Regions from separate parts of the Mus musculus genome. Here region 1 is linked to region 2. Evidence: chromatin loops called from intact Hi-C (ENCODE). Cell type or tissue: left cerebral cortex. All regions are shown on one strand. Links, peaks and the distances in the headings refer to the core of each region. The heading gives the core; the rest is flanking DNA. Region 1 has its middle 4.7 kb from the start of Slco6b1. Region 2 overlaps Slco4c1 (solute carrier organic anion transporter family, member 4C1).

The links. Peaks named below come from ENCODE experiments on the same cell type or tissue, not always from the same donor. Only the 100,000 strongest peaks of a DNase experiment are listed, where the experiment ranks them.
Region 1: it touches region 2 in a loop (4-fold over the local background); 26 of 42 quality-filtered maps call a loop at or near these places.

The regions. Positions count from the first base shown.
Region 1 is chr1:97,000,882-97,003,697 of GRCm38, reverse strand. It overlaps the pseudogene Gm9499. Among named protein-coding and RNA genes, the nearest start is that of Slco6b1, 4.7 kb to the right of the region's middle. In left cerebral cortex, for the core only: no CTCF peak of the experiment used is centred there; no DNase peak of the experiment used is centred there.
Region 2 is chr1:96,851,236-96,854,051 of GRCm38, reverse strand. All of the region lies in intron 2 of Slco4c1 (solute carrier organic anion transporter family, member 4C1), which reads left to right. Among named protein-coding and RNA genes, the nearest start is that of Panct2, 18 kb to the left of the region's middle. In left cerebral cortex, for the core only: no CTCF peak of the experiment used is centred there; no DNase peak of the experiment used is centred there.

The DNA of each region.
Region 1 (2,816 bases), core at 74-2,573, 150 kb before region 2:
ACATCGATGGAAAGACTGAGAAATTAAACAAGAATAGTGAGGGACTTAAGAACCTAACAACGTAGGGAACTGACTATATATTCTGAAAGAAAAGGGAGAAAACAATGTTCTTGATAATTAAAAAGAAAAGAGACATATTCAATCTATTGAAAAAAAAAAACCCAAAACAAAAAACCTCTCATGTCACTCTCTTAGAAACACATTCAAATAACAGAGGAATAAAATGTATACCCTGGTTTCTTTCTTCTTCCCATGTCTGCATTGTGTAAACCTTGCAGGATGTAGCTATTTCAGAGGAACTGAAAAGAAGAAATGGAGGTTTTATTAGTCTGTTTTCTACTATTTTTGCAAAATTCTTTAGGCTGAATATCTAAAAACAATGAGGTTTTTACTCAAAGTTTTGGGTGCTGAGAGTTCATCCACAGGTGGTTCTGTTTGGAACTGTTGCCTATGGCACAGTATGAAAGTGCATCGAAGACAGACAGACAACATTTGAAATAGGAAGCCTAAGAGTAGAATGACTCAGTTTTGCTCTGCTTGTAACAACATGCTCTTATAAGAACTAACTCTATGATTTAAAAATATATATAATCTGAAATGGCAATGCCATACAATAACCTATTTATGTGTTTGTAGTCCCTGCTTGTTAAATGTGCCCACCATTACATTAACTCTATTATCTTCTCAGTGTATCCCCCCCAACAAAGAAAAGAAAACCACCCTATCATGTCACTCTCCAAGAAACACATTCAAATTACAGAGGAATAAAAGGTATATCCTTTTGTCTTCCCGCATTTACATTGTATAAGCCTTGCCAGGTGAAAAAGTATACTACTATACTAGTTCATGTTAGCACATGAACTGGGTTCTCTGCTCCTCCCTGTTCCAGAGACAGCCATATCTCCTTATACACAGTGGTGAAAGTCAGAGTGAATGAATTTGGCCATATTGGCACCTTCTTATCTGGAAAAGTGGAGATTGTTGAAATCAATGACCCCTTCACTGGCTTCAAATATATGGTCTATGTGTTCCAATATGACTCTACCTGTGTCAAACTTAATGGCACAGTCAAGGCTGAGAATAGGAAGCTTATCATCAATGGGAAAGCCCGGCACCATCTTCCAGGAATGAGATCCCGCTAGCATCAAATGGGGTAATGCTGATACTTAGTATGTTGTGGAGTCTACTGGCATCTTTACCACCATGGAGAAGGCCAGGGCCCACTTGAAGGGTGTGGCCAAAAGGATCATCATCACTGTTATTTCTTCTGATGCCCCTATGTTTGTGATGCACAAGAAGTATGATGACTCACTCAAGATTTTTAGTAATATTTCCTAGACCACCAACTACTTAGCACTCTTGGCCAAGGTCATCCATGACAACTTTGGCATTTTGAAAGGACTCATGACCACAGATCATGACATCACTGCCACACAGAAGACTATGGCTGGCCCCTCTGGAAGGCTGTGGTATGATGGCCATGGGACTGCCCAGAACATCCATTGGTGCTGACAAGTCTGTGGGCAAGTTCATATGACACATGAAGGGGAAGCTCCCTGGCATAGCCTTCTGTTTTCCTACTGCTAATGTATCCATCATGAATCTGTCATGCCGTCTGGAGAAACCTGCCAAGTATAATGACATCAAGAAGGTGGTGCAGCAAGCATCTGTGGGCCCATTAAATTTGCATCCTGGGTTACACTGAGAATCGGGCTGTCTCCTATAACTTAAATAGTAATTATCATTCCCACTTTTGATGCTGTGTCTGGCATTTCTCTCAAGGACATCTTTGTAAGGCTTATTTCCAGATATGACAATGAATATGGTTACATCAACAGGGTGGTAGACATCATGGCCTATATGGCATCCAAAGAGTAAGAAACCCTCGACCACCAAACCCAGCAAGAACGTTGAGAACAAGAGAGAGGACCTCAGTTGCTAAGGAATCCCTGTCCCAACTTGGCTCCCAACACTGAGCATCTCTCTCAAAGTTTCCATCCCAGATCACCATAATAATGGAAGGGCCTAGAGAGACATACTCTCTTAAATAACATAAAAAAACTTTGCTGCACCCCCCCAAAAGACACAAACAGAAGAGCTAAAGTATGAAAAGGATAACAGAAGATAATATGTCACTTCATGGGACAGAGAACTGGTCTGTAGCTGGCAATCATCTCTTTTAATTTGTTGTTCCATTAACCATTCAAAATTTTTATTTCAGCTTATGATAAGTAATTACAATTGCTTACATAATATACTCTAGGTCTTCCAAAGAGATTTAAAATCAAAACAAAACAAAACAAAACAAAACAAAACAAAACAAAATTTTCTAAAAAGGCAGGCTGACATGATCTGGGTTTCCTGAAACTCCCTCTACTTGTGGATAGTCAACTTTGTCAGCAAACATATAGTCATTCTGTTAGAACTTATATTTATCACAGTACTTCGTGTACTGTATAAATTTTAATTTTGATTTGCCCTCTACTCTGTTTCTCCAAATTCTGTTGCTATCTTAGCATAGACTCCTGCTATGAAATACTGAACTTTAATGGTACTAAATTGATCTGAATGCATTGGAGATGGAATACAGAGAAGTGAAGTTAAAACCAAAATCCAAAAAACAAAAACAAAAACAAAACAAAACAAACAAACAACAACAACAACAAAAACAAATCCATGGGTGCAGTTTTACTGAAGTGATTGTAAATGAAGGAGAAACCTTACTTCCTCAAAATGAGTGAAAACTACCCAATGATAGTTACGCACAGGACAGTATTCAGAATGCCATCTATCTTTTCTCCAACATCACTGTCAAA
Region 2 (2,816 bases), core at 40-2,539:
AATAAACATCAAAACAAAGTTACTTTTCCTACCTATAGGAACACTTACCAGCACTGGGGAGACAAAGAGACACAGTGAACAGCCATCCTGTAGTGTAAGAGGTGAGGTGTCAGCCAATGTTGTCTATAAACTTCAAGGTAATAAATAGTTTCAGCCTTAGTTCTATTCAGTCTGTTACAGTTGCTTAACACTGTGGTTGCCCCAAGAAAGCAGGCCTCGTAACATATTAAAGAAATGGGCATGTTGTGTTTCCATCAACTCCTACTTAGAAAAGCAGTGCAGGCGATGGAATGGGGTAATTGTTTGTATTCTCAGGCCTTTGTGGCTGCGGGTGTTTGGACTTTGGCAGTACTGAATTCCCAATGGAGAAAAGCTCTGGAGTGTTCCCTTTGCTAAAGTCTAACCTTGCCTTTGCTAGAAGGTGAGTTTACTGGGCCGAGAAAGAGACTGGTCTTGTTTATTGCTATATTTGTCATGTATTGGGATAGTTTATATAATTACATTTTTTGTCTCTCTGCTCATTTTGACATTCTCACCATTTTGCATTTCTATCAGCTCTTAACACACTTTTATAATATTCAGGTCATCCAATTTTATGAATTATTAGGCTTTTATTTTGCATCATTTCCATTATTTTTGGGTCAGTCTTTCAGCCATGCAGAAGTCATAATGGCTGTTTCTCAGGGGTTAAAGGGGTTAAGGTGTACATGGCCTTATAAAGTCTAATTAATAGAACTAACACAGAAGGCCGTTGCTATTAAGTCTTACTTTAAAATGTATTTTTAGAGTAAATTTTGCTTTTGCAACAATAAATTCACAGAAGATCTAATGAATGCTCATTGTTTGAAATGTTCTCTCACTGCCCGCTCTGATCTAAGATTCAAAATAACGTCCACCTTCAGAAGTGAAACTGGCCCCCTTTCCCAAGTGGGTTTCAAGGGGTGCACTGAGGATCTAAGCTGAAGAAAACTGTAACTCTCACGAAAAAGACAAATCTGAATCTTTTGTATAACACAAATTCTTTTTTAACCATACATTTTTATAGGCTATTTTATTTATTTACATTTCAAATATAACACAAGTTCTTAACATTTTATTACATCAAAAGCATAAGTGGGTTTATTGGCCCAGAGTCATTATCGGTGGTGAAGGCAGAGTAGGATTGTAGACTATGTGTAGTCTCCCTAACCCATGCCAGGGAGTTCAGATATCACCTATTTATTTATTTATTTATATTGAAACTGCTAGCAAGGGAGTAGAAATATTCAGGCTTTGTACATTCAGGCTATATATCCTGGAGAGTGGATAACTCCACAATGTCATCAAAGGTCTGGAGGACTTAGGAGTGATTACTAAAATATTATTCCTCATTGATACGTGTTTGTCCAGTGCAAATTCACTCAAGAACAACTGTCAGTCATTGCAAGCACTAGCAGGAGGTGGTACTTGTTGCAGCTCCAACTCCAGATTTGGTATCTGTTCTTTAATACTTTGGTGTTCTCTTACACATGGGATACAGTTCTTTGTTACTTACAAAGACAGGGAAGGTTTGCTGTTCTGTAGGGCCATACAATCACAACATTATTACGTATTTAAGACAAAGTCTTTTGTTCCTAAAAACTTATGCTCTATTTTATTATTTATTTTGAGTGTGTGGTGGTGTCTTAGGGTTTTACTGCTGTGAACAGACACCATGACTAAGGCAACTCTTATAAAGAACAACATTTACTTGAGGCTGGCTTATAGGTTCAGAGGTTCAGTCCATTATCATCAAGGTGGGAGCATGGCAGTATCCAGGCAGGCATGACACAGGCAGAGCTAAGAGTTCTACATCTTCATCCAAAGGCTGCTAGTGAAAGACTGACTTCCAGGCAACTAGGATGAGGGTCTTAAGCCCATACCCACAGTGACACACCTACTCCAACCAGGTCACACCTATTCCAACAAGGCCATACCTACGAATGGTGCCACTCCCTGGTCCAAGAATATACAAACCATGACAGGTGGTATGGGCATGTGTGTGCGCACAGCATTGCAAGCATGTGGAGGCCCGAGAATAGTTTGCAGAAGTCATTTCTCTCCTACTTCATCGCTTCTTGTGATTAAACTTGGGTCTTTAGGGATCTGCCCATTGACCAGCATACTATCTCAGTATTATGTAAATTCTCATGATCTTTGCTGTAACACTGTTGTAGACAATTAGTCATGCATGCAAATATTTTTATTACAGCTACTAGAGAATGGAAAGACTCTTCTGCAGTTTCTTTCTAGAGTAGGGTACAGTGACATGTCTTAACATGAGGCAATGCATAGGAAATGCCCCCATAGCAAACAATTATTTGTTATCTAATAACAACAGTTCCAAAGCAGTGATTATTTCATAGCATAGAATGTCACACTGGCCGTCAATATTGATGGAATTAAGCGAATTGGATATGATGTACTGAAAGCAACTGGTAAAGTGCATGCATGCCAGAAGATAAAGGACTACTAAAGCAGTGAAATCTGCTAGGACTTAGCTTCTGAGACCCTGTCACAGTGTCCATTGTGTGCCTTACATACTATGCTATAACCACAACACTTAGCATGGCTTAGAGTTCAGAAACACCGTCTAAATTGTTAGTCAGCTATTAGACTTTGTATATGGCTACCAGGTTTCAGTGGGAAGAAAATAAGTCAAAGTTCTGTACCAGATGCTGGCTGTGTTGGTTGCAGAGTGGGTGGAAATGGGCAACTTCTGGCAGGTTTTTCTAGGGAAATGAGGGAGACTAATTGTGTTTTTCTCAGTGAAATAGCAACCATTTGTTTCTTTTCTG